2 separate regions of the Homo sapiens genome follow, and region 2 is linked to region 1. The links are chromatin loops, found by intact Hi-C in ENCODE. Cell type or tissue: PC-9. All regions are shown on one strand. Links, peaks and the distances in the headings refer to the core of each region. The heading gives the core; the rest is flanking DNA.

Evidence for each region. A loop is a pair of places that touch in the nucleus more often than their neighbours do. Peaks named below come from ENCODE experiments on the same cell type or tissue, not always from the same donor. Only the 100,000 strongest peaks of a DNase experiment are listed, where the experiment ranks them.
Region 2: a loop joins it to region 1, with 6 times the contacts of the local background. A loop is called at or near these places in 6 of 110 quality-filtered maps.

Annotation. Positions count from the first base shown.
Region 1 is chr14:103,152,811-103,167,544 of GRCh38, reverse strand. LOC105370685 (a long non-coding RNA gene) reads right to left here and starts at 3,351. Exons shown (of 3, transcript XR_944245.2): 1 at 3,180-3,351. RefSeq lists enhancers at 2,095-2,601, 9,978-10,715, 10,716-11,454, 12,179-12,473. In PC-9, for the core only: no CTCF peak of the experiment used is centred there; a DNase peak (open chromatin) is centred at 6,414; H3K27ac peaks cover 3,891 bases.
Region 2 is chr14:103,108,161-103,122,066 of GRCh38, reverse strand. It overlaps EXOC3L4 (exocyst complex component 3 like 4), which reads right to left. Exons shown (of 12, transcript NM_001077594.2): 11 at 13,550-13,671; 12 at 11,508-12,036. The coding sequence ends at 11,844. It overlaps LINC00677 (long intergenic non-protein coding RNA 677), which reads left to right. Exons shown (of 2, transcript NR_138038.1): 2 at 1,036-1,218. It also overlaps a transcript of TNFAIP2 not described here. Among named protein-coding and RNA genes, the nearest start is that of LINC00677, 7.8 kb to the left of the region's middle. RefSeq lists enhancers at 8,727-8,776, 11,151-11,761, 11,762-12,372, 13,160-13,239 and a silencer at 12,930-12,989. In PC-9, for the core only: CTCF peaks have their summits at 11,557 and 11,803; DNase peaks (open chromatin) are centred at 10,476, 11,096, 11,746, 12,126 and 2 weaker places; H3K4me3 peaks cover 1,862 bases; H3K27ac peaks cover 3,854 bases.

The DNA of each region.
Region 1 (14,734 bases), core at 3,397-8,396:
TGGGTTTTCAGGCATAATTAGAAAAGTATGTGTGAACAAGAGGTCTCCTCAACTACAACTAAGGGGTTGGGAGAACTATTGGGTTAAAGGTCTTCCTGAGATGCCTCTCACGGTTGTGCTAACAGAGGAAAGGGACCCAGATTGGAGAGGAGAACCGAGAGACCAGCCCTGGTGTCCAGAATGCGGTCCACTTTCCTTCCTTCGATTTCCGGGATTACCCAGGGCTCCTGAATGCTAATGGTGGTCTAGACCACCAGAGCCAGGGAGAGGAGCCCCAGGATCTGTCAGTCTGGCTGGACCATTTGGGAGATTGGCTCTGGACTCAGAGACCAGCATTCTCAGGGACAATCCACTTTCCAGTGGTCCCCATTGCAGATTGGACAGGGACGAAGTGGCTTCCTCATGCTGCCAGGGCAATTCGTTCTAAAATCCCCTGGCTTGCCACGTCTGTAGCAGTTAACAGCTGAACCTCAGGAATTCTGGGGTTTGTGGACCTGCATGGTGGCCATTAAAGCCTCTGCCTCTTTCCTGCGCGTCCTCTCTCTCTCTCCTGAGCCTCCCTGTCTCTATTATAAATGACTGAAGTGGCCACTTTCAGGAGGTTCTCTAAAGTACTATCTGATCCCAGGGCCTGTTTCTGCAGGGACTGCCTGAGTAATAAATTTATTCTTTAGGATTAGTTTCCTTTGACTGAATCAGGAGATAGAGAGGTGTGCTTTACCAAGGGCTCCCTTAGCCTTTCCAGGAAGGCAGTGGGATTCTCATCAAATCCCTGTTCAATCATGGATAGCTTGGTGTAATTGAGAGGCCTAGTGCTAGTCCTATGTAAGCCCTCCATTATGCACTCCTGAAAGTGTCTCCTCTTCCATTCTCCCATGTCATCATGGGGATCCCATTTAGGGTCATCCAATGCTACTGCTTCTCTTCCAGTTGGATAAAGTTTGACCCCTTCCCTGACACTATATGTGATACAAAGTTCATCCCCAAATCCCTCCCCTCTGCCACTTGCAGAGCCTCCTGCTTCTCAGCTGTTACTCAGGGTTTGATTGAAAACTAACATAACATCTTTCCAGGAGAGTTCAAATACTTGGGTTAAATTCTGGAAAGCCTTTATATATATCTGTCAGGGTCATCTGAAAACTTGCCAAGATCTCCCTTGATTTGCTTTAAGTCCTGTAGAGAGAAGGGGACCTGGACCTCATGGGGGCCAAATTCACCAAGCATCTGTTGGAGGGGCAAGTGTGACACTGGGGCTTGCCCAGGGTGAGGATTTCTAGGAGGGGGCAAGTGAGAGAGAGAAGCTGAAGAGGGAGGACCGGGTGGATCGGGAGGAGCAGGGCTGGTGGGAGCTGGCTCCCCTGCTGGAGGTGCCTCCGGGGCTCATTTCTATAGTTCCCTGGGATTGCCCCTTGCAGCCTCTCCTGAGATGGCAAAGAGGAGGGATGGATCAATCCTACACTGTCGGCAAAGGTCTGGATTACCCTGCAAGGTAAAGAAAGCCTGCACATATGGGGCATCAGACCATTTGCCCTCATGTTTACGGAAAAAGTTCCAACTTCAGGATGGTATCAAAATGAATGGTTCCTTCCTGAGGCCAAGCCAGACCTTCCTGCAGATCATGATTTGGCCAAGCCTTTGTACAGAGGACTATGAGGTGTTTTTCCTCCAGAATCTGAGGGTCAAAGCAGTCCCAGTGATTCAGTATACACTCCAGAGGAGTATAGACTGGGGGTGGTGAAGATAGCTGGTTCTGAAAGACAGGGAAAGACAGGGAAATAGGCATTCCTCATTTCCCTTCCTTCTTTCGGCAAAAACTTGGGGTGTGAGGGAGAGAGAAAGCAAGCATCCCCCTTTTCTCTTCTGTTTTTTGATCCCTGAGACCCATCGACCTTTAGACAGATACCACCCACAGGTGCCACTATGGCCCGCACCTGTGAAGCAGGGGGTGCCTACACAACAGGACTTGTCTGCACTCACCCACATCTCCACCCCCCACTACTGTCGGCAGCCCTCAGGTTCCCTGGGCCTTATCTATGCCATGGAGCATGGCCTCCTTCCATGAAGCATGGGCTGAGCCAGCAGGAATCTGTCCTGACCATTTACACTGTGCCCGTTGCCTCGCTTTGGATCCCTCAGATCTGGTTTTTCTTTCTAGGGCTTCAGCCCAAAACTTGGAATCGAGTTTGGAACAAAAAGGTGTCTGAGGGGGTGCATGGGTCCCTTTAGATGGACTCCCCGATGGGCCCTGCCAAACTTGCAGTTATTAGCCGGTGGGGGTGGCTCCTTGGTTGTTTCCCCATCATAAGCGGAGTGCTGAGGCAGGAAAATAACCCTCTTGCATAGAAAAGGAAAGAAAAAAACAGCTGTGGGAGGAACCTCTTGCTCTCTGCAAACGGGTTCCTTTAATCATTGTATCCCTTCCACGGTTTGGACCGAGATGAACTCCCTGGCCAGGGGAGGAAAGACTCTATGGGCACATGGCAGGGGGGGCGGCGAGTGGCAAACACTGGCCAGCAGGCTGCACGGGGTCCCTGCCCTCAAGACTGCCCTGGGGCCCTGGCAGCAGCCATGGTTCTCTCTCACTGCCCATGGCTGGTGGCATGGCATGTGCATGCCGCAGACATGCCCAAGCACCCCAGCCAGGAAGGGAGGGGGGTGAGGAGGGGGCCACCATGTGCCACACGTGCCTGTGGCTTTTGGGCTGGGGATGGGGACGGCACCTCTAAGGACAAGTGGAAATCACACTGTCCTGAATTGCATATCTGACTGCTGGGCCAAATGCTCTAGCAATATTTCTGCAGTTTGCAGCAAAACCCTTAACATTATGACAGAAGAGATAGGAGCTATTTCAAACCATGAAAGAAGAAAGGAAAGATACCATGGAAAATTCTGGGGGTCTTGGCCAGCCCCCTGATGGGCAGTCAGGAACTGGGTACAGTCTTGGGGCCTTCTGGCAACACCGAGGTATGGCCTCGACCAGATGCCTTCAGTGGCCCCAGGACTTTATTCCAGTCCCAGGCAATGGCTAGATCTCCATGAAGGGAACAGAGCCAACATTCCTTTTACGTAAAAGAAAGAGAGAGATGGCAGGGTTGCATCCTCTCCCCTGCAAGTGGCATAGCTCAGAGCAAAGTCTGAGGACAAGAAGAGACAGATCTGGCAGATTCGCATTTACTCACCCTGCTGACGTATCCCAAATGAGGCCCCATAAATGAGCAGGAAATTTCCCCTGACCCCTTCACAGGCGGGAACTGGAGTGTGGGCACTGGAGCTAGCTGGCCACTTTGGCGCCGGCAGGGACAAACTCCACTCATTCGAACCCATTGTGCTCAACCCCTCGTGGGAGGGAGCATGCAGGTGAGCAGGTGCAGGAGCCGGGGTGAGTGCTTTTGGGTGCCAGCAGGAGCAAAACCCCATGGGAGCCCCGTGGCAGCATCTGTGGGGGGAACCCATGACCCCCAAAGTCCCTGAAGGAGTGTTACAGTCAATGCTCTTTCAGCTCTGCCATCCGTAGATGGTTTAAGTGTTAACAGCTCAGTGGACCCTCTGCCTTTTCGCATGAGGCGGCTGCTTTCCACCAGTGAGGGCAGAGGGTCAGTGTGACAGCCTTTTGCATGTGCACTCGTGGTATCTGAGCTCTTGTTCAGAATCTAGGAAAAATCAGGTCACACAAACAAATGGAAGGGTGGTGAACATGGAGGATTTTATTGCCAGTGAAAGTGGGTCTCAGCAGGAAGGAGAACTGGCAAGGGGATGGAGCTGGAAGGTGATTTTCCCCAAGTCTAGCCATCTCCAGCTGGACTCCTCTCCAAAGCAACACCATCAAGCTGCCCCTCTGAAGTCAAGCTGCCTCCCTCTGATGTCCAACCATAGTCTCCAATGTCCAGCTGCTTCTCCTCTTCTCTGCTCTTTGCTGGTGGAGCCAGTGAAGCCTGGGGTTTTTATGGGTGCAGGATGGGGGTGGGGGTGGGCCATGGGTGGTTTTGGAAAAAGCAACATTTGAGTGGGAAAACAGGAATGCATGTTCTTACTTTGGGCTATAATTCCAGGCTTGAGGGTGAGGCCCTCACTGGGGACTCACCCTCTTCTGCCCAGAATTTCCCCGCCTCCTGTCCCTATCATGATTATGTTCAAGTACAAGGTGGGGCTTCTGTCCAAACACCAAGGACGGAAGCCAGGACAAAGAGGGGCCAGAGACAACAGAAACACACCCACCGGGCCACAGAATTAGTCTCCATTCTGCTGGACTGGACTCTGTGCCCCGGTACTTCTATTCTGTATCCCGAGTCTCACTTCAGATCTTTCTTGCAGTTCATGTGTCCAAAATTCACTGTGTCCAAAATTATGTTCTACGTGTCCAGAAGTATTTGATTTCAGTGATGATACTTTTTTGTTTTTAAAAGTCTTATTTAGTTATTTCCCATCTTTCTAGTATTTTAATAGAATTTAAACATGACAAATGAAACATAGTATTTTGTCCTTTAAATATTAACTTTGTGTATCTATCAAGTCATCCTGTAGTTGGAAATTTCAGACGTCCCCAGTCCATTTTTTTGTCTAAAGGCAGTCACTCAGGTGTCTGTGCCCTCTCCGATCTATAACATGGCTCATGGGTTCCCCTTCACTGGAGCTGTGCCCAAGGGCATCCTGGCAGCCTGTCTACACTGAAGATACATTGCTCCATAGACTTCACCCTTTGTGTGAAGCTCCTGGGGAACTTCTTACTGCTTTAAAATGTAGGAGATTTTTGGTTGTTTGTTTTAGAAAACAAACAAATTGAAAAGATAGCTTGTTATACTGATAGAAGCAGTAGACAGCCAAATGCCTAGGCCGATAAGGAAAGGTCCTCAGAGACCCTCCGACCCGTCCAGGTCACTGTGCACAGGGGGCTCACCTAAACATGCCCTCAGTGAAAAATTCCATCCCTTCACACATGCGCAGTAAGGGAAATAAATCAATGTGGTGTGGCTCAGACTAACGGCTCACATGCGCACTGGAAGAAAGGGATGGAGCCTTCAGGAATCCATGCCCTATGCTGGGAAGGAGACTGGCCTCTTCAGCTTGTGCATGGTGGCCTGGTATTCAATCTGTGAGGTAGGAGCTGGCTGGTGGGACCCCTCTCTCTGCTGAAAGTTCCCCTTTTGCTTAATAAATTCCACTCTCTTCACCCTTCAATATGTCCATGTGCCTAATTTTTCCTGGTCGTGAGACAAGAACCTGGATTTAGCTGAACTAAGGAGCAAAATATCCTACATCAATACTATTGAAAAGATAGTTTGTTATACTCACAGGTACCAAGAGCAGGGGCCATGCCACAGAGGGGCCACACAGGGAAGTACCAGGATCTGTCAGGAGGCAGAGAGGGCAGAAAAACATGGGCAAGAGCCTTTATCAGGGTTTCTGCAGGAAGGAACACGTGAGGCAGGATGAATGGTTTAAGACTGCCACGCATGAATAAAATAATTTCACGGGCTCTGGCACATAGGGACTGCCCCTAGATGTCTGGTACCTGGTTCTAGGGTGCTCAGGACAGGTGGAGACGGGCCCAGAGTGTTAGAGCCAGTAGAGGAGGTGGCTGGGTAGGAGCTCTGGTTTGGTGGCTGCCGTATGGTGGCGTGCGTGTAGGCTGGTCCTTTACTCTCTAGGAACGGGCTAATCAAGACCCCAGATGTAAAGCATCATGTGCAGAAGCTAGAAACAGGGTCATCTCGGCTACCCACACCTCCCTGTCAGAGTCTTAGCTTGCAGTTCCTAAAACTGCACATGGGGTGAGTTTGAGCTGCATGCTGACATGAAGACTGGCCTTGGCTTCCAAGTTACAGAGACTTTTCTCTTTCCAGAGATCAAACCAAGACAAGCTTCATCCTTGACACTTTTTGAAAGAAAAAGGAATTTTTCCCTCTTAATCCACCAGTTCCACTGTGAGTAGAGCCCTTCACAATTACGGGCTTCATTCAGGGGTGTCAGTGCTAACCTTTCACAGAACAAGGCCTGGTTCCCCATCCTAATATGGCCGTTGAAATGGAAGTGTCTTGGTTACCTGGCCTAGCAAATCTCCCCAGGGCCACTGTAGCATCTGTGTCAGCTTAGTGCCTGCTTTGCAGCTCCTTTTCATTTTTGGCCAATAGAGTTTTCCCTTGATTAGGCTCTCAGCCATGAATGAAAGGACGTTTGGTATTTCCTCCAAAATTTCCTAGCATGCACTGCGGGAGGTTTTGTAGGGAACCAAACCCATCTCACTTTTGGACAGGACAGTGGCATTTGTTTTGCAATAACTGCTTCTACCCTGTGTTCAGAGTGGCAGACAGAGGACTCCGAGGGTGGACGTCACAGTGGCTGTGACCCTGGCTGTCTGGCTTTCCTCTCTGCAATGCCAGCAGATTCTATGGCTCACTTTCCACAGGTCCTGAGCCTGAGAAACCTCAGGAATGCAGGTAGAGCCATTACCCTCTGTAAGAATGACACAGCCCAGCTAGGATGGGGTCATTGCAGGGACAGCCTCCTCCCCAGGGAGCTGGGAGCACAGGTTTCAGTGCTGGAGAACTCACGGGTCAGAGTCTTTGCCTCCACTGGAACTGGAGAAGTGAGCAGGAATGCAGGCAGGAGGCTGTCAGGGTGCAGGCAGGAGGCTATTGAGGTGCAGGCTGTGGGGGGTGCAGGCAGGAGGCTGTGGGGGGGTGCAGGCAGGAAGCTGTGGGGGGGTGCAGGCAGGAGGCTGTGGGGGGGTGCAGGCAGGAAGCTGTGGGGGGGTGCAGGCAGGAAGCTGTGGGGGGGTGCAGGCAGGAGGCTGTTGGGGTGCAGGCTGTGGGGGGTGCAGGCAGGAGGCTGTCGGGAGTGCAGGCAGAAGGTTGTAGGGGTGCAGGCAGGAGGCTGTTGAGGTGCAGGCTGTCGGGGTGCAGGCTGTGGGGATGCAGGCTGTGGGGTCCTGTCTCATGGCCCAGTCAGTGACTCGTCCTCCTGGGTCTCTGGGCTTCGCGCCTGATTGATCATCGGAATCACTGCAGGCAGGGACGGGGTGTTGAAAACTCGGGTCTTTATTCAACATCCCCATTATTCTGATTTGCTGGGGCTGGGGCTAGGGCTGCGCCAGCATCTGGGCCCTGGAGGAGACCCCTTGGGGGTTTCTGCAGCACAACCCAGCACTGGGATCCCCTGCTCCTGTGGGGAGAACACGGCGGATTTTCAGTGGCCAGGAGGGAACGCAAAAGTGGATGGACTCTTGCTCTAAATTGTCATTTCGGCTCTCCCAGACTCCTGGCAGCCAAGGAGAAGGAAGAGATCCTGACTTCGTGTTGAGTGAGGCTTTGTAACTGTCCCGACATGCACACACCTCATATCATGTGCCAGGTGGGGGAATTCAGCGGCAGAGAACTCTTGCATTTCTCTCCTTAAATGCCTGTTCTTCGCAGACCTGTGAAAACTTAGAAATAGTTAAAAACAGGCCGGGCGCAGTGGCTCACACCTGTAATCCCAGCCCTTTGGGAGGCCAAGGCGGGTAGATCACTTGAGGTCTTGAATTCAAGACCAGCCCAGCCAGCATGAAAAAACCCTGTCTCTACTAAAAATTCAAAAATTAGCCAAGCTTGGTGGTGGGTGCCTGTAATCCCAGCTACTCGGGAGGCTGACGCAGGAGAATCTCTTAAACCCGGGAGGTGGAGGTTGCAGGGAGCTGAGATCGTGCCACTGCACTCCAGCCTGGGCGACAGAGCAAGACTCTGTCTAAAAAAGAAAAAAAAGAAAGAAAGAAATAGTTAAAAACAAAACGGTTCACTGTCTTATCTTCCTGTTGCAACAGAAGTCACTGGTAATCTCTGACAGTTCAGTTAAACAGACTCAATTCAGATTTTAAGACAGTCTCTCACAGTTTTAAACCACATAAGATGTCAACGAAAAGAGTCAAACTCGGTGAAAGATTCGAAGAGATTTATTCTGAACCAAATATAAGTGACCATGGCCCATGACCCAGCCCTTGTGCCCAAGGGGACCAGGGCGTAGCCTCCGTTTTATACATTTCAGGAGACCTGAGACATCAATCAGATTCATGTAAGAAATACGTTGGTTCAGCCTAGAAAGGCGGGACGACTTCAAGTGGGGGACTTCCAAGTTATAGGTAGACTTAATTTAAAATTTTTCTGATGGCAATTGGTTGAAAGAGTTATTATCGGCCAGGTGTGGTGGCTCATGCCTGTAATCCTAGCACTTTGGGAGGCTGAGGCAGGCAGATCACGTGAGGTCAGGAATTCAAGACCAGGCTGGCCAACATGGCAAAACCCTGTCTCTACTAAAAATACAAAAATTAGCTGGGTGTGGTGGTGGGCGCCTGTAATCCCAGCTACCTGGGAGGCTGAGGCGGGAGAATCACTTGAATCCGAGAGGCGGAGGCTGCAGTGAGCTGAGATTGAGCCACTGCACTCCAGCCTGGGTGACAGTGAGACTCCATCTCAAAAAAAAAAAACGAGTTATTATCAATAGAAAGGAATGTCTGGGTTATGATAAGGGGTTGTGGAGACAAAGCTTTTATCCTGCAGATGAAGCCTCCAGGTAGCAGGCTTCAGAGAGAATAGCTTGTAAATACTTCTTATCAGGCTTAAGGTCTGTGTTGATCTTAAACACTGGTTGGCTTTTCCAGAACTCACAAAGGGAGGAGGGCATCGTGAGGCATGTCCCACCCTGCTTCCTGGCATGGTCTGAACCAGTTTTTCAGGTTAGCTTTGGAGTGCCCTGGCTGAGAGGTGGGGTCCATTCTGATGGATGGGGAGCCTCAGAATTGTATTTTTGGTTTACAAAGAGGACTTCTGATTCTGGTCAAAATGGGACAAGGACCAGGTTTACCCTCTGCTCTGAAACAACTGAAAAACCTGAGGCTGGGCGTGGCTCACATCTCTAATCCTAGCACTTTGAGGGGCCAAGTTGGCACATCACTTGAGGCCAGGAGTTCAAGACCAGCCTGGCCAACACGGCAAAACCCCATCTCTACATTAGCAGAGCACGGTGGTGTGCTCCTGTAGTCCCAGCTACACGGGAGGCTGAGGCACAAGAATTGCTTGAACCCGGCAGGTGGAGGTTGCAGTGAACCGAGATTGCACCACTGCACTTCATTGGGTAAAAGAACAAGACTCTGTCAAGACTCTGTCAAGAGCCTGGGTGACAGCACGAGACTCTCTCTCTAAAAAAAAAAAAACAACCCTGAGAAAGAGAAAAATCTACAAGACGAGCTTTCGTGACACTGAGCGTCAGGCAATGAAGGAAAACGGGAATCAAGTGGGGTGAGCCCTGAGATGCCCGGCTAGCCGCGTGGAGAGTCTCCAGGCCATGGGGTAAGGAGACGGGACCAGCCTCCTCCTGAGCGGAGCACAGCCAGCTGGGAGTCCAGGCAAGCCTAGGTGGCAGGATCCACAGGGCGGAGCAGGAGGACAGAGCGCTGCACAGAGGGAGCCGGAGGTCTGCAGAAGGTTCCCACGAGTGTTCAGCCGAGAACCGATCAGTACGTGCGTAAGGGGAACCTGCCTGAGCCTGGGGAAAGAACCACCGCAAAGGATTAGAAGTCGCAGTGTCTGGTGCTCACCCAAGGCTGGGAATAGTTGCCTGTTCCCATCAGCCAGAGTGGAAGAACTCGTGCTTCACCTGGCATTGGTAAGGGTCCTCAGAGGGGTCTCAGCTCAGGAGTAGGGAAAGTTAACCCTAGGCTTGATGCTGCTTGGGTCTCATCTAATGGAGTTCTCATGCAAGACCCAAAGGGCCAATCTTTCCAAGTAACTTGGAAAAAGTAACTCGGTGCCTTGATCTGAGGGGATCGTCCGACGGAAGCTCCAAGTTTTTAAATTTTTTTCAGAGACAGGGTCTCGCTCTGTCACCCAGGCTGGAGAGCAGTGCTGCGACTGTGGCTCACTGCAGCCTCAAGCTCCAAGGCTCAAGCGATCCTCCCACCTCGGCCTCCTGAGTAGCTGGGACCACAGGCCCATGCCACTAAACTCGTGCTTTTTAAAAAGAAGGTTATATGTTGACATGATTACAAGACTTCCCAGATTTCAAAAGTGTTTCAACCAGCACTTTGGTGAAAAACGTTGGAGTCTGTGTTTCCCTCGCACTGACTTTTTGCATTGCTTGGTGTTAGCGAGCTGCCCCGCCTCCTCTGTAGTGAGAAGTGGGTCATAAATCACCCACCCGTGGCTCAGAAGAAGTACTCAGGACCTGGGTGAAGGGGCAGGGAAGGGATGGACCCGGGAGAGGGCTTGTCCCACCACTAGGGTGAGAAAGCAGCTCCGCGGAAGGGAAACTGCGCCTCTGCAACTCCCCAGAGAGCCTCCCGCAAGGCCTGGACCTGGCTGAGTCCCCGCGTGCCCTGGGGTAGGGGCTCCCATAGCCCCCAGAGCTTCCTCTACAGCCAGTTTGTGCTGCCCACAGTGGGCCGGGGCCTCTCCCCCTGGGAAGCTGAGTGTCCCACAGTCCTGGGCAGTCCTTGGGGCCACCACCTGGCAGAGGTGCTCCCTGTAGTGGTCACAGCCTTCGCTGGAGCTGCCTGAGGCTGTCCTGCCTTTCCCAGGACTTCGCTGGGACTGCTGGCCTTTGGAGGAAGCTGGGAAGCACCTGAGCACTCGGGAGAGACTGGGCTAGTCTGGAGCTGTCTCTTGGTCCCCAGGGTGAGGGATGGGAGGGCTGAAGCTTGGTGAACAGGCTCGACCTGGACACATGTCATTGAGACAGCATCTGAAAGGGGCAGGCAGAGCCGTGACAGCCGGGACTTCCAGGGCGTTGCCACCAGCTATGGGGGAGTGTGCTGGGCCGTCCCGCTCCTGGGGAAGGATTTTCCATGTTCTCGTCTTACAGGAGAGAAAAGAGCCGACGAGAGACCCAGCCAAGTCCGTCCCAGGGGCTGTGTCACTCTGCTTGGGTATCCCAGGGGTGACCCAGCTTCTGTCCCCTGCCCAGCTGGCCCCAGTTCTGCTTCCCGGGGACTCAGACCTTCCCTCCCTTCAGTGCAAAGGGGCAGGGTAGGTCCTGGGCCCGCAAGGCCAGGCCTCAGTTTCCCCTTCCTCGTGACAGATTTGGCCCCGCCGGCCCCTCAGCCCACCTGGCTTTTGTCCTTGCAGCCTGGATGCCCTATTTCCTTGGGGACCCCAACACTGTTTTTTCTTTAAGTGAATCTAGAAAAACACATGGCCACACAGCCCTTGCCAAACAATTCCAGAACAATCCTTGGATCGCTTTGGAAAAAGTAAGCATTCCCCTTCCTCTCCCACTCTTCTGAACTCCACCCACCCATGCAGTGGGAGCGACTGAGATGCTCGCTGCTTTCAGGGGAAAGACCTGGGGGCCGAGGGCACCTGACAGAGTTGCCCCTGCCCAGGCCTGCATGGGGTGAAGCTAGGCAGGGCCCTTCACTGCAAAAATGTTTGGGCTCGGGAAGGACCCCAGGGCTCCTGCACGTATGAGGGCCAGGCTATTTGACGGAGATGGGGCCAAGGTCATGGCAACGGGAGGATGTGGGAGGGTGGACAGAGTTGGTCCTAGGACATGGGTCCTGCCCTTGAAGTTCCAGACTCTGCCCAACCCTGAGAATCAGCTGCCTTCCGGGGGGGGAGCCCCTCTGCTGACCAAGCCTGCCCTGTCCCCAAATGAGCATGGCTGCCCCCAGCCCAGGCTCCTCCTTCAGGCCTCTCTGCCCCAAACCCAGGACAAGCTGCTCATTCACCCCCAACAGGGGCAGAAACCAGGCAGTGAGGGTGACAGGATTTTACTGTGGGATCAGGGATGGTGGAACAACAGAGCAACCCAGAGGACACAGGACAAGTGAAGCCTGAGCCCAGCCTGTCTTGGGGTCCGAGCCTGTCTTGGGGTCCGAGCCTGTCCTGGGGTCCCAGCCTGTCCTGAGGTCCGAGCCTGTCCTGGGGTCCCAGCCTGTCCTGGGGTCCGAGCCTGTCCTGGGGTCCCAGCCTGTCCTGGGGTCCGAGCCTGTCCTGGGGTCCCAGCCTGTCCTGGGGTCCCGGCCTGTCCTGGGGTCCGAGCCTGTCCTGGGGTCCCGGCCTGTCCTGGGGTCCGAGCTTGTCCTGGGGTCCCGGCCTGTCCTGGGGTCCGAGCCTGTCCTGGGGTCTGAGGCTGTCCTGGGGTCCCAGCCTGTCCTGGGGTCCGAGCCTGTCCTGGGGTCCCAGCCTGTCCTGGGGGTCGCACACTGGCCCCTCCCACTGCCCCCCTTGGTGCGCTCTGTGCCTCTGCAGGCCTGGAGTCTGGACCAAAGTGCCTGACAGTGCTGGCCTTTGAAAAGGGAAGGGCCTGCCAGGCTCAGCCTCCAGGCTGCCAGGGCCCGGCCCTGACCTGGGTTGAACTCTTCATGGATGAGCTGGCAGAAGGACTGACCAACCTCGTGGGGAGATGTCCCAGCCCGGCCCTCAGGGAAGGTCCCACCCTCTGGCCTCAGCACACAACCAGCCATGTGACAGGTTCATACTCAAGAAAAATCCTAGGCACCCTTATTTAAGTAAAGCCGTAGGAATTTATTATATAGACTTTAAAAAATTTTTTTCTAGTTTTAAAAGCACTTCTTATAGAAAATGTTCAAATTAAATATCAAAATAAGAAATTTTAAATTACTCAAGCACTACAGGCATGAATATGTCTTAAATGCCTTTCCCCACTATATTTATGCAAAATACCATCTTGTTTGCAAAAATCTATACAGAGAAGACTCACCCACCATCCCACACATTTTAAAGGATTACGTGAAGTACAGATTGGATCCTGCCACCTTCCCCTTCCCCTTGAACATTTTGGTGCCAACGCATCTATATTAGCACAGCCATTCTGCACAGATACTGTTCTACAAATTTGCATTTTTCACTAATGTCATGTCACGGATGCTTTTCCAGATCAGTGGAAACAGATCTGCCTCCTTGTGTGAATGGCCACACTGCATTGTGTAGTATAACTGTTTTCCTCTTTCCTTCTTGCTGGATAGTTTGGGAGTTTCTAGTTTTCCCTACAACGAGAATCCTTGTATGAATAATGACAAAGGTTTGTCCTATTATTTCTGATAACATACATTCCCTACAAGTAGAATTATTACCTCAAAGATACTGTTCAATATCTCTTTATTAAGATACAAAATCTCTCTCTTTTTTTTTTTTTTTTTTTTTGAGAAGGTGTTTTGCTCTTATTGCCTAGACTGGGGTGCAATGGCATGATCTTGGGTCACCACAACCTCCTGGGTTCAAGCTATTCTCCTGCCTCAGCCTCCCGAGTAGCTGGGATTACAGGCGTGCGCCACCATGCCTGGCTAATTTTGTATTTTTAGTAGAGACGGGGTTTCTCCATGTTGGTCAGGCTGGTCTCGAACTCCCGGCGTCAGGTGATCCACCCACCTCGGCCTCCCAAAGTGCTGGGATTACAGGCGTGAGCCACCGCACCCAGCCTAGGATAAGAAATCTCTTTACTAAGGTAAAAACATTTCAGCAGGGATGCAAACCATCTCGTTTTTCTGAGGACTCTCCCAGGGACCTGTATGGCTTAAGAATCCAGAAATGTGATTATAACAGGGCTACTAAGGCAGCAGGTTATCAAGACAATCAAGCAGAATCCCAGGATTTGTTTGTTTGTTTGTTTGTTTTGAGACAAAATCTTGTTCTGTCTTGCCCAGGCTGGAGTGCCATGGTGTGATCTTGGCTCACTGCAGCCTCTGCCTTCCGGGTTCAAGCGATTCTCCTGTCTCAGCCTCCCGAGTAGCTGGGATTACAGGCGTCTGCCACCACACCCGGCTAATTTTGTATTTTTAGTAGAGACGGGGTTTCTCTACTAAAGGAGTTCAGGGTTTCTCAAACTCCTGACCTCAGGTGATCCACCCGCCTTGGCCTCCCAAAGTGCTGTGATTACAGGTGAGAGCCACCGCCCCCAGCCAGAATTCCAGGTTTTTATTTGAAGTTATTTTCAAAAACCATGGCCTCAGACTCTAAAGCCTTAGAAACACTGCAAGGCTCTTCTGTTTCAATAACAGTTCATGGTAATCAAGAGATTGGAAAGCTGATAACAGTTACAAAGTTTCACACAAGTTCTAATTTCCTATAGGAAAACAAGATTTATACTCTTGTAAATGGTCTTAATTCCACACCTTATCCAATCAAATTCTGTGATCAACCTTTATCATTTGGAATATCTCTCCTCCACGGTTTCAGGGGAAAGGAGAAATCTTTAACCCTCTCTTAGATTTTTTTTTGTTAATGCACATTTTCATTTTTAAGGAGAGGATCTGAAAATTCATTAGTTACCTGAGAAGCAAAAAGCAAACCCATGGAATTCGGTTTTACCCAGTCAAAAATGAAATGCATTAATAGGATCTTAGTTATAACAGCTGAAGGACGAGCAATATAATTTTTCTTCCGCAAAGAACAGAAACACTTTTCAAATGAATAGTTCAAAAGTTAATTCCATATGCCAATTCATTCTTTCACAGATAGGGAGCTGGCTTCCTTACAAGTTGCCAGGACTAGAGGCAATTACCTTGCTTGGTTTTTTGTTGTTGTTGTTTTTTGAGATGGAGTTTCGCTCTGTCGCCCAAGCTGGAGTGCAGCGGCACGAACTCCGCTCACTGCAAGCTCCGCCTCCCGGGTTCACGCCATTTTCCTGACTCAGCCTCCCGAGTAGCTGGGACTACAAGCACCCGCCACCACGCCCGGCTAATTTTTTGTACTTTTAGTAGAGACGGGGTTTCACCGTGTTAGGCAGGATGGTCTCGATCTCCTGATCT
Region 2 (13,906 bases), core at 8,907-13,906, 51 kb after region 1:
GGGGCTGGGAGGGTCCTTCCACCGGCACCGCGCAGATGGAGTTCATCCACACAGGGGCGATGAGGATACGGGCTGAGGGGCCCTGGCCGGTGGCTGCCTTCACGGCTGGCTGCTGTGGCCTCATTGTGCAATCCCCACAAGCCTCTCCTGCCAGACTCTGTTCCCCCACCCCACCCCCTCACCCCCCCTCCCATTCCCAAGCAGATCGGGAAATTGCTCGGGAAGTCTGCATCTGCCAGGAGGGCGTTGTCAGGCCTTAGGCCCCACTGTCCCCTCGAAGGCAGCCCCTGGTCTCCACGGGCTTTGCAGGGCTGAGGCGGGGCTGCCACCCTTGTCCCCCACTGACGGCAGTGGCCCGCCCAGAGCACCGGCTGGGGATTGGGAAACGAGGCTGCTGCCTTGGACTTGTGTCTGCACCAGTCACTTCCCCTCTCTAAGCTCAGGCATGAGGGTCAATGGTAACATACGTGAAGTCCTCAAGACAAGGAAAGTCTTCTGAAAATGGGGCAGCATGGAGGCCCAAGGGATGACAGCCAATGGGGCCCATAGGGCAGGAGCAGTCCTTACCCTCTTCTCGCAGATGCAGAAAGCAGTTCCCAAGAGGCCAGGCACTTCCAGAGGAGCCAAAGGCCAGCCTACGGCTCCTCCCCAGCAGGAAGCCAGCATCACATGCTGGGTGGCGATGTTTGTGACCAGTGGCCAGCGGCTGTCCCATTCCCCAGCTCCCCAGGGCACAGGCCAGGGGCAGTGAGCAGGGGGCTCTGCCTGGTGGGGAGGGCAGCAGACAGGAGCAGACTGGCAATGACCTCTCCATTTAGCCTAGAAGGCGAGTGTGCCAGCACCTGGCCAGGAGCCACGGTCAGCTCCTCGCACGCAACCCAGGGCCTCAGAGGCTACGACACATGGGATGTTCCCTCCCTTCTGTCTGCCAGAGCAATGACAGCTGACTGTTTAAAAATTATTATGGTACAATATACATAATGCAATTTATAATCTTTTAAGTGCACAGTTCAGTGGCATTAAGTATATTCACAGGGTCGTGCAACCAACAGCACCCTCCACCTGCAGAAATCGTCACCTGGCAAAACGGAAACTCTACCCACTATGCACTAACTCCTCTTTCCCTCTCCTCCGGGCCCTGGCAACCGCCATTCTACCTTTCGTCTCTGTGGTCTTGACTATTCTATGTACTGCAAATAAATAGAGTCACACAGCGTTTATCCTTTTGTGTCTGCATCTGCCAGGAGGGCGTTGTCAGGTTTATTTCACTCAGCATAATGCCTTCAAGATTCATTCATGTGGTAGCAGGTATCAGAATTCCCTTCCTTTTTGAGGCTGAATCATATTCCATTGTATGGATGGGCTACACTGTGCATTCATTCATCTCTCTGTGCACACTGGGATTGCTGCTACCTCTTGGCTGCTGTGTACAGTGCTGCTATAAAACATGGGTGTGTATACCAGGTGTGGTGGCTCATGCCTGTAATCCCAGCACTTTGGGAGGCCCAGGCGGGTGGATCGCTTGAGCTCTGGAACTCAAGATCAACCTGGGCAACATAGTGAGACCCTGTCTCCACCAAAAATACAAACAATTAGCCAGGTGTGATGGGGTGCACCTGTAGCCCCAGCTACTTGGGAGGCTGAGGTGGGAGAACCACCTGAGCCTGGCAGGTTAAGGCTGCAGTGAGCCATGATTGCACCACTGCACTCCAGCCTGGGCAACAGAGTAAGACCCTGTCTCACAACAAAAACAAACAAACAAAAGAACACGGGTATGCAAATATCTGTTCACGTTCCTGCTTTCAATTCTTTTGGGTAGACTGCTGATGTTTGTTGATCTCCACCGGTGCCAGGCGTTGTTCTAAGTGTTTTGTATACATTAGCCGATTTCATCGGACAGCCTAATGAAGTGGGCACTAACTCTCTTCTTTTCACAGATGAGGAAACTGAGGCACAGAGCGGTCCAGTCATGTGCCAGCCAGTGGTGAAGCTAGGAGCCCCTTCACTAAGCACAGTGTTATCTTGCTTCTCCTCCAACGTTGCTCAGCGTCTGAAATTCAGCTTGATGTATTTAAGTCAGACACAAGAAAGGACTTCTAGACCAAGGAGTTTAGATGCAGAAATGGGAGGTACTATCCTTCACTCCTTTTTCACCTTGAAAAAAATTTTTCCCAATCTTTTTCATTACCTCATTTAGTCCATTAATTAAACCTCCACCTGCGCCCTGTAGGGCAGCAGAAAAGGCCGATTCAGCACGGACCAGAGAATAACACAGGGAGGCACATTACTGGCCCTCTCTCTGCATTCTTGAAGGCACCTAGAGGAAAGCTCTCTAGAAGAGGGGCAGTTGGGGCTGGGCATGGTGGCTCACCCCTGTAATCCCAGCATTTTGGGAGGCCAAGGCGGGCGGATCACCTGAGGTCGGGAGTTCGAGGCCAGCCTGACCAACATGGAGAAATCCCGTCTCTACTAAAAATACAAAATACAAAATACTAAAAATACAAAATTAGCCAGGTGTGGTGGTGCATGCCTGTAATCTCAGCTACTCGGGAGCCTGAGGCAGGAGAATCACTTGAACCTGGGAGGCAGAGGTTGCGGTAAGCTGAGATCACGCCATTGCACTCCAGCCTGGGCAACAAGAGTGAAACTCCATCTCAAAAAAAAAAAAAAAAAAAAAAAAGGAAGAAGAGGGCAGTCGAAGGCAGAAGGGAGAGCAACCTGGAGCAGGGCCCAGGGTGGTGGGTGATCACGAGGGGCAGAGGGCCTATAGGTGGCTGGGCCTGGCCAGAGGCGTGGCTGCAGCTGCTAGCCTTGGTCACAAGAGTGGTGCTGACCTCAGGGTGGGTCACCTAGCCCCTCCCCCAGCAGCCCGGGCCCACTTCCCTCTGCATGATGACTTGCACTTCCCACTGCCCTAACCCTGGTTCCCAGGACCCCAACACTCACCCTGCTTCTCCCTTTCACTTCTCAGGCTGTCACCAGCCCTGAGACTCTTCCTGGGGATGCCCTACTGTCTGCATGGGGTGGGGCCATTGTGTTCCCTGTTGACAGATGAGGAAACTGAGTCTCAGAGAAGCAGGCACAGAGGTTGAGGCCTTAAGCCTGAGGTCCCTGCTGCCACCCAGCCTTCCCCAAGAGGAGCAGTGACTTGCTCAGCATCACCTACAGCTCCATGAGACCCTGGCTGAAGTCTGCTGACCTCCTCCGGGACTGTGGGATGGCCAGGACAGCTGACCAGGAGCCACTTTCACGGCACATCCCCTCCTGCAAAGGAGGGAGCATGAGGACCCTCAGCAGCCCAGACATGTACCATCAGGCGGTGCCCCACCCCAGCCCCACGGGACACTGTCGATTTGTTGATAGCCCCCCTGCCCCTTTCCTCCTAGGAGGAAGCCAGGCCAAGGATTCCTTTTCGTATTTGGCAGATGGAGAAACCGAGGCCTGATGAGGTATGGCTTCTGCAGCTATTCCATGAGCCTGACCCACTGTCCTTGCTGGAGAAGGGCCATGGGAGAGAAAGCAGGGCCTATGGGGCAGCAGGACCCCAACCCCAGTGGCCTTCCAAATAGTGTGGTGTAGGAGGGCTTCCTGGAGGAGTGGGTCCTGGTGGAACTCATGGGCATAGGAAGTTCTCTATGCCAGCTGCAAGCGGCCACTCTCCTCCCCAAGTTCAGCTCTCCTAAAACTCTAGTCTTTCACCACAGCTCTCTGGTACTGATGCAAAATGCCTAAGTGCAGCTCCGGTCCCTTCTGCCTGGGGTTCCTGTAGAACATGGGCCCTTCTCGGAGCCGGCATAATTTCCAGGAAAACAGCTGCAGAGCTACGGCCTATGCAGGGTTCTGCCAATGACAGAGGCCAGTCACGTGGCAGGACCTCTCTTGGGAAGCCCAGTGCTGCTTCATGGGGCTGTTTGGAGAAGGAAGTCGGGGAGGAGAGGGGAGGGAAGGGGAAGGAAGAGGAGGGGAGGGGAGGGGAGGGAAGAGGAGGGGAGGGGAGGGGAGGGAAGAGGAGGGGAGGGGAGGTGTTACCGGGAGAGACTATATCCAAGTCATGAAGCACTGAAGTATGTTAGCAGGAGCAAATCCATCCAGGTCTGCAGCAACCTCAGTTCTTACCTCCTCAGAAAAGAGAATTCAACTGAGAAGTCTAAGGCAAAGTGAGAGACTGCAACAAGTTTGAAAGCAGGAGTGAAAGTTTATTTAAAAGCTTTAGAGAAAGAGCCTGGGCAACATGGCAAAACCCTGTCTCTACCAAATAATAAAAATAATAACACAAAAATTAGCCAGCGTGGTGGTGGGCACCTGTGGTCCCAACTACTCAGGAGGCTGAGGTGAGAGGATCACTTGAACCCGGGAAGTGGAGGTTGCAGTGAGCCCAGATCATGTGGCTGCACTCCAGCCTGGGCAACAGAGCAAGACCCTATCTCAAAAAAAAAAAAAAAAAAAAAAAAAAAGGCTGGGATCGTGGGATCGCTGGCTCACACCTGTAATCCCAGCACTTTTGGAGGCCAAGGCGGGCGGATCACCTGAGGTCAGGAGTTCGAAATCAGCCTGGCCAACATGGTGAAACCCTGTCTCTACTAAAAATAAAAAATGAGCCGGGTATGGTCCCAGCTACTTGGGAGGCTGAGGCAGGAGAATGGCTTGAACCCGGGAGGCAGAGGTTGCAGTGAGCCAAAATTGCGCCACTGCACTCCAGCCTGGGCGACAGAGTGAGACTGTCTCAAAAAAAAAAGAAAAAGAAAAAAGTGGCCGGGCGTGGCGGCTCACGCCTGTAATCCCAGCATTTTGGGAGGCCAAGGCAGGCGGATCACCTGAGGTCAGGAGTTCGAAATCAGCCTGGCCAACATGGTGAAACCCTGTCTCTACTAAATATACAAAATTAGCCAGGTGTGGTCCCAGCTACTTGTGAGGCTGAGGCAGGAGAATCGCTTGAACCCGGGAGGCGGAGGTTGCAGTGAGCCAAGATGGCACCACTGCACTCCAGCCTGGGTGACAGAGTAAGACTCTGTCTCAAAAAAAAAAGAAAAAAAAAAAAAGTTTTAGGGCAGGAATGAAAGGAAGGAAAGTACACCTGGAAGGCCAAGCGGGTGACTTGAGGGATTCTAGTGTGTGGTTTGACCTTTGACTTGGGGTTTTATACGTTGACATGCTTCCACTTCCGGCGGGGGGCCATTGCATTCTTTCTGAGGATTCTTCCCTTGGGCTGGGCTGTCCGCACGCGCCGCCATGGCCTGCCATGCCAGCACCTGGGAGGGGCCGCATGCGCGGTGTGTTTACTGAAGTGGTGCACATGCTCATGTGAGGCGCTCTTCCCTTACCCGTCGAGGGTTTCCCGAGGAAGGTCATACATGAGTTAAGCTCTGCCATTTTGCCTCTTAGTGCTTATGCTTGAGCCCACTCACCCGACTCCTGAGATCTTATCGGGAAGTTGCTGATCACTAGTACTAGGTGCTTCTATGTAAGAGAAACACCTATGTTGGGAAACTGCCTTTCCCTGGTGCTGGCTGCGACCAATTATTATTTTAGAGAGACAGTGTAACAACTGCCTATCACCTGATGGTTGCGTGACATTCCTAGGTGCTCTCCTGCCCTGCTCACGTCTGTCTACTGTAACAGAGGCTGCTCAAAAACCACGCAGGCCCTGTGACTGCCTCCAGCCCAGGTTCTGGGAGCCCCCTCCTTGCCGGACAGCCAGGAGCTCTGACTTCCAGACTTTGGAGAAGGAGGGCATCCCACTGTGGGCTGAGGCGTGGAGACCACCTGGGCCCTGGTACTCCACTGCTTAGAGCTGTGTCTTTCCATACATTGCTTGGGACAGTGACATTTCCTTGGGACCTCCTGGAGATGGCACTGGCACACTCAGAGGGTTGGCAGGGATGGCTTAAAGGAGGTAGTGCAGATAAATAACAACGAATGCCACAGGTAGGAGGATGCTCTTGGAGAGCCAGGCCCTCCTCCAGCCAACTCTTGCATTTTCTTGTGTAATCCTCCCCAGTTTACACAGGGAGATGGAACCCAGAGAGGTGGAGTGACTCACACAGGTCACACAGCTAGGAAGGCGCAGAGCTAGGATTCCAGCCCAGAGGTGTCTGAGTCCAGAAGCTGATTCGAAATGCCAGCCCTGAGTCCAGGGAAAGCAGGAACATCATACACCACCAGAGTAAAGCACATGGTGGGCGCCCCACAAACAGCAGAGCTTCTCATGATGAGGCAGGAGAATAGGAGGCAGGGAACCTAAGGCTGTTTCGTTCCTACTTCCTAGAACTATATTGAAAGGAAAACCCACACAAAAAAATTAACTGGGCGTGGTGGCGGGCACCTGTAATCCCAGCTGCTAGGGAGGCTGGAGTGCAATGGTGCTGTCTCGGTTCACTGCAACCTCCGCCTCCCGGGTTCAAGCAATTCTCCTGCCTCAGTTTCCTGAATAGCTGAGATTACAGGTGTCCACCACCATGCCCAGTTAATTTTTTTGTATTTTTAGTAGAGACGGTTTCACCATGTTGGCCAGGCTGGTCTTGAACTCCTGACCTCAAGTGATCTGCCTGCCTTGGCCTCCCAAACTGCTGGGATCACAGGTGTGAGCCACCGCGCCCGGCCTCACCCTAGCCTCTGACTGGTTGCTTTTTGCAACCAATCAGATGTTTGCACAGGAGTGTGACCTTTGTAACTTCACTTCAGCCTCTGGTTGGCTGCTTTCCGCAACCAATCAGGTTGATTGCAGGCCACCACTTCATTTACATGAGGTGAGCATGAAGTGGCCAACGGGAAACTTCTAGGGGATATTTGGACCCAAGAAGATTCTGTATCTGGGCTGTTGAGCTGCTGCTCGGGCCACTCCCACACTGTGGAGTGTACTTTCATTTTCAGTAAATCCCTGCTTTCGTTCTTTCGTTGCTTCATTCTTTCTTTGCTTTGCTGGGCATTTTGTCCAATTCTTTGTTCAAAACGCCAAGAACATGGACAACTTGCAGTCACGACCCTCTACTGGTGACTTTTGTTTTCCCCAAGATTCTAAGAGCCCATTATTTGAGGATTCTATCCGTCTAAGAGCCTTGAGTTCCTCATTTGATGTTTATAGGGATCAAGAACGACTGCCCAGGCCAGGCACAGTGGCTCACACCTGTAACCCCAGCACTTTGGGAGGTTGAGGCAGGAGGATCATTTGAAGTCAGGAGTTTGAGACCAGCCTGACCAACATGGTGAAACCCTGTCTCTACTAAAAATACAAAAAATTAGCTGGGCAAGGTGGTGGGTGCCTATAATCCCAGCTACTTGGGAGGCTGAGGCAGCAGAATCGCTCGAACCTGGGAGGTGGAGGTTGTGATGAGCTGAGATCACTCCACTGCACTGCAGCCTGGGTGACACAGTAAGACTTCATCTCAAAAAAAAAAAAAAAAAAGAAAAGAAAAAAAGAAACGACTGCCCTATCCTGTCAACCACCTCCAGCAAAAACAGGTTCCTCACCAATGCCCAGAATGTCACCATTCATATAAATCCCTTGGGCAAGAATCCCTTTTTAACAACTCAAGTGTCCCGCAAGGAACCTCGGTCACTTCTGGGAATGGGAGCAGGAAGACTAGAGATAAGAAGGGGACTTTTTACCCTATACCCTTTGCGTATCTTTTAAATTTTGACCTATGTGAACGTATTGCTACCCAACACATTATTAAGCATTTAACACATTTTTAAGGCTGCTAATAGATGGGTGGGCATATGTGCAGACAGAAGTGAGGGTGTCCCTGGAGAGGCCCAGGCCCCCAGGGCCCAGGAGAGGATGGACCGAGGGGTGGGTGTGACTTGTCCAAGTTTCACTCCCCTCCAAGTGTTTCCCAAGACCAGGGTCCCAGGAGGCCAGGCTGAGATTTGGGTGGCTCCCAGCAGGATCTGATCCTGTGACCTGGGGCACTGTGGACCCCGCCCTCTGCAGCGGCAGTCTTGTTGCAGCACAGTGGCCGGCAGGTGCCCACTGACCAGCCTTCCACAGGGAAGGGGGGGGACGGGCAGTGTTGTGGGGCAGCCCACTCCTGGCCACCCCCCTGGGCCTCATGATGGCCTGTGAGTTGCATGCGCCGACGGCGGCCCTGGGGCTTCTTTGCGGTGGCAAAGGAAGGAAGTTTGGGGACGGGGGTAGCCTTGGGGACCCTGCAGCCTCCTCTCCCAATGTGGGCAGCAGTGAGGGGTCCTGCAGTAACCTTCCAGCCGCTGGGGATGCTGCCCCCACGCATAGGGGCCCACTGGGTACTGAAGCCAGGAAGGGAGGGGCTGGGGTCACCAGGCGAGGAAGGAAGAGGGCACGCTGTGCAGGCCTGGAGGGGACACACGGACCGTCACTCACAGCACACCCTCTTGTCAGGAACGCTGTGAACAGGTTCACTGGCTCCCTACTGGGCACTCCCTCCCATGTTACCAACAAGAAAACTGGGTCCCCCGCTAGAAGGGGCAGAGCTGAGACTGGAACACATGCCTGCATGGCTCAGCCTCGTGTGTCTCCCACATGACACACTCAAGCAGGGGCCAGGCCCAGACACCAGGAGGGAGAGATGGCCTCGGAGGGCTGCTGGGCCCCAGCCTGAGCTGGGGGAGGCAGCTCCCCAGTCTCCTCTCACCCCACACACGCTGTCGCTGGGCCAGCAGGTGTGTGTGTGTGCACACACACACACATACACACACACATATACACACACACATACACACACACACACACACACACACATACATACATATATACACACACACACACAGTGGATCATCTCTGCAGACCAGAGTGTGCGGGTCTGGGGCATGTGGGTTCTCTGTGGTTTCTCTCTGCCCTCCCAGTTGGGCCTGGGGTGGGGCCCCAGAAGATTCACAGAGCAGACCCAGTCTCAAGGACCTCAAGCTCAGGGACAGAGACCAGAGGGAACCCCAGGACATGCAGGAGCCCCAGGCCACGGTGGCACTGGGGGAAGCCCAGCTGGCCCTGAAGAGGGAGGAGACCTGGGCCATGCAGCAGGGAACAGGCACTGGCCAAGGCTGCGGGCCAGGGGCCGGCAGGCAGGGCCTGGGGGCTGAGCTTGGGGGCAAGTAGGATGGTTCCAGGCTGTCCTGCTTTCTGAGAGGAGTGAGGAGACTAGGCAAGGGCCTCCATCCTGGGGGTGCTGACAGGGGCTGGTGCACATAGGTACACGTGCACAGACACACACACACACACACACACACTTATCAGCCAGGTGACCTGGCCAATGAGAACCCAAGTACCTCTCTGAGAGCCAGCCCCACCCCCACCGGCACCCTGCAGGCTTGGCCTGGACAACAGATGGCCAAGGAAGCACTGCAGGCTCATTGCAAGGTCTCATGGGCTCAGCCTCCACCCCTTAGAGCAGAAAGGCCAGTGGCCAGACCCCAGGACTGAGGCACCCAGGGTGCCCCGGTCTCAGCCCCGCCTCTGCCCCCAGCCTCCCTGACTGCATCCTCTAGGAGCTGCCATCCCACCCCCAGCTCGGCCTGGCTTGGCCTGGGAAGTCCCAGCCCCAGCCACCGCTGGGTTCAGGAGGATCTGCACACATGGCATACACACCCTCCTGGCATGGAGATACAGGTGCACATGTGCACACAGTTCCTGCCAGGAAAACCCTGACTTCCTGTCTCCGGGCCTAGGAACCCTCAGGGTCTAAGCCGGGCCCCCTCCCTCTGCCACAAGCCGCTCAGCCTTCAGCACCTCTTCCCAGCCTCTCTTGGGGCCTCCCACTCCCAGTGACCTCCACTCAACTCAGGTTTTGCTCCAGCCTCAGCACCCCACCACCCCAACCCCAGGGTGCCCAAGGCCTTCCCGTAGGTGGGCCTCTGGGAACATGGGGTCACAGGGAGGCCAGGCCCCCGGCCTTATGGCTGGCTCTGACTTCACCCTCCCCAGCCGAGGAGGCACTAACAGCACCCCCATTTCACAGCTGGAAAAAAAATGAAGCAGTGAGATAAAAGAACCTGCCTGCATTCTCACAGGTGGGAAGTGGCAGAGCCAGGACGGAACCCCCTCCTTAACCCCACAGCCCTGCCCCAGGACCCTCTGGCTCCAGCCAAGTGGCTCAGTGAGGAGCTTGAGACAGAAGGGTGGGGAAGGGGGTGGCAGGGGCTCCTTGGGGAGAACCTGACCAGGACCAGACCAGGCCAAGCCCTCCCTTCTCCCCTCCCATGCACCCTGCCTGGGACACTCATGGCCACCAGGTCAGGGGTGGGGTCAAGCAGGGGACAGGCTGACCTGTCAATCACCTGCCCCCTCTTGGACCCCTCCCCTGGGAAAAGACATGCCCCTCTGGCCCCTGGCTGGGAGGATCCTGAGCATCTGCCAGCCTGTTTTCCCATCAGGGACGGGACCGCTTATTGGCACCAGCATCACATACCTGCCCCCACCCCAGCCCTGGAGATGGGGAACCCCAACCCTCCCACTTCCTCATTCCTGCCCCACCTGCCCCACCCTGCCAGGGGAGGTCTGGATATTCCCTTGCCCTGGCCTGCCCTGCTCCTGACCTCCAGCCCTGGTGCCCCCATGGAGGAGGGCACTGCCCCAGCACTTGCTCCCAGAAGAGACAGACAAGCCCCAGGCACTCAACCCCCAGGCTCTAGGCCCCAGCAAGACTCAGGCTCCAGGCCCCAGCCCTGGCATAGGAACCGGGGCAGGTCTGCCCGGGGAACTGCCCCCTGACTGTCCACAGTGCAGGGAGGGGGCCTGGAGGGAGTGGGGATAGACACGCCCCCTGCTTGCCTGGCACCACAGCCTTTCAGACTCCTTACCCTGTCCTCAGGCGACCCAAGTTTGTGGAGCTCTTGGAACCTTGGCCCACCTGCAGTCACCTGCCCCCCACTCCCGCCAGGGTCAGGGTCAGGCCCAGAGACACTATGGGGGCCCACTGTGGAGGGCTGGGAGGGGCACCTGTCACCACCTGTCTCAGCTGCTCTCTGGAAATCTCCCCATCTCAACTTTCAGCCTCCCCAGCCAGCCCGGCTGCCAATGCAAATAGGTTTCCCAGCACCCCAGCCCGCAGCTGCCGCCAAATTTCAGCGGCAGCTTTGCAGAGAGAAGCGGGGACGCAGGTGCACGCTGGAGCAGTCTCCTTACGCTTGCCTCCATTGCTGACACCTCAGGGTCACCCCCGGACACACACTCCATGGGTGACACACCCCCTGCAGTAACTTGACAACTTCCACTGCTGAGAAGTCCCTCCTACATCTAACCCAAATTCTTCAAGCTGCAGAACCAGCCTTATCCTCTTTTTGTTCCCAGGAAGCCCCGAGTCTGCTTTGGCTGGGACAAGGCTGACCAGGCACAAGGCCAGTGGATCCGGGCCGTGGTGGGGGCAGCCACAGGCATGGGCCTTCCCTGCTCTGGACCTGCCTCAGTCTTCCCGTGGCTTCCACAGGCATGAGAGGGCCACCCACCAAATAGTGTCACCAGACAGCCTCCGGCCTGGCCCTTCAGCACACCGGGACCCAGGTCTCCCATCCCCTGCCCACTCCTTAGGGAGGCACCATTTTAATTCACATTTATTTTTTAAATAAATACTCTGCTCTTCACTTTCAGACTGGAGGGTGAAGCTGGACAGTCGGGCGGGAGGCCCCCCCCCGCCCGATAGGCAGCATTGAGAGCTCTGCGGCCCCAAAACACTCCCCTCAACGATGCCTGAAATGCCTCCTGCACGGCTGCTCCTTCTGGCCTGACAGCTGCGCTTGGCTGCTGACGACAAAAATTCCCTAACTGCAGTGTCAGAGTTGGGGGCAGGGCCCAGAGTGACTCCCTGGGCTCCTGGCTGACCCCCACTGACCACAGCTCCCTGCCAGCGGCCGGCCCCCCCTCGAGCCAGAGAGAACTAGACGCAGGTGATCAGCACAGCCATGGCACTGGGCACCTTGATCTCCTCGAAGAGCACGCGGCCCCGAGGGGCCTCCGCACCCGCCGCCCCGGCCGCAGCTCTCAGCAGGTCTTGAGTGTGCTGCAAGAGATGCTGGTTCCGCTGGCGGCCCAGTCGGCGCAGCGCCAGAATGGCCAGTATGTGGTCCCGCCTGCAGAGACATGCGGGCACTCACTGCAGACCTACACCTCCGCAACACCCCCAGCCCCAGCATGAGGCGAACCCACGGGCTTGGGAGTTAGTATGAGTCACTCTGCATTCCAGGATGGTCAGGGAGGTCAGATTGACTGAGGCCAGGAAGAGCTGTGCTGGGGGAGGGGGCAGGGCGTGGGCCTGGGGGACACCATAGCTGGGCTTGAAGGGGCACAGGAGAGGGGTGTGCAGAGTGGGAAAGAGCCCACGCAAAGGCGTGGAGGGAGACCTGGGGACCGGGTGGAGAGACCCAGGCTGGAGAGAGAGGGAGACCCAGGGACAGGGTGGAGAGGGAGGGAGGGAGGGAGACATGGGGGCAGGGTGGAGAGGGAGGGAGGAGGGAGACATGGGGGCAGGGTGGAGAGGGAGGGAGGAGGGAGACATGGGGGCAGGGTGGAGAGGGAGGGAGGAGGGAGACATGGGGGCAGGGTGGAGAGGGAGGGAGGGAGGGAGACATGGGGACAGGGTGGAGAGGGAGGGAGGAGGGAGACATGGGGGCAGGGTGGAGAGGGAGGGAGGAGGGAGACATGGGGGCAGGGTGGAGAGGGAGGGAGGAGGGAGACATGGGGGCAGGGTGGAGAGGGAGGGAGGAGGGAGACATGGGGGCAGGGTGGAGAGGGAGGGAGGAGGGAGACATGGGGGCAGGGTGGAGAGGGAGGGAGGAGGGAGACATGGGGGCAGGGTGGAGAGGGAGGGAGGGAGGGAGACATGGGGACAGGGTGGAGAGGGAGGGAGGGAGGGAGACACGGGGACAGGGTGGAGAGGGAGGGAGGGAGGGAGACATGGGGACAGGGTGGCGAGGGAGAGAGGGAGACCGGGGGACAGGTGGTGGAGAGGGAGGGAGGGGGTGATGCAGCTGCGGGTGACGGGGCCAACGGGGTTGGGGAGTAGTTGGAGGGGAACTCCCAGGGTGATGTAAGGGCCACTCTCTCTGAGCCACAGCCTGGAAGACAGGCCTGCTGGGGATGGGGAATCCTTCCCCACCCCATGGCAGGGTGGCCTGGGGAAGGGGATGAACCAGGGGCTTTCTGTGAGCTCCACATCCCAGAATCTCCAAAAGAATGGACTTGGAGAGATTCGAGCTGGGATTTCCAAAGGCTTGGATGACTCACCGACCCCCCAGCACAACCCGGGATCAAAACCTCCTTCCTCCTGACCAGGTCTCAGAATCCCCTGGCTTTCAGAGAGGGCTTTCTCCCCAGGGGTGGGGGGTCCGCCTCCCCCTCAGATTCCAGGACTGGAGGCGTGCCCACCCCTGGTGGGGCTGATGGAGGATGGCCAAGAGCAGATTAGGAGAAGGGGCTCTCTCCATTCCCCCTCCAGCCTTGAGGGTCTGAGGGTCCAAGGCCTACCTCCTGCCTCTGGTCTTCAGGCCCCTGGGCAGTCAGGTCTGGGCTGGGGTTGCTCCAATACCAGCCCCCTTGGCCCTGAAGCTCTGGTAGGAAGCTAGTGGAAGCAGGTGGGGTACACACCTGATGTCGGGGTAGCTCCGGATAAGAGTCTCCAGGTGCCGCTGGATGTCATCTTTGTAGGTCTCGCCCAGGATCTCAGCCACGCACTGGATGGCTTGGTCCAACCATGTGGCCTCGGAACCCTGCGAGACAGAGCCACCGCCTGCCCCAACAGCCCTCTCCCCACCGCTGCTCCAACTCCTGCAAGAGCGCGAGGTCAGTGCGAGGTCAGCCCTCCCGCAGCGTCAGCCCTCCTGTAGTCACTCTGGCTCGGTGCCGGGACTGCCTCCCCCAAAACAGAACGGGAGCGTGCCTGGGCACCGAGGGCTCATGGGCTGGCTACACAGCCTTCATCTCCCCTCCGATCCCATCCTGCTT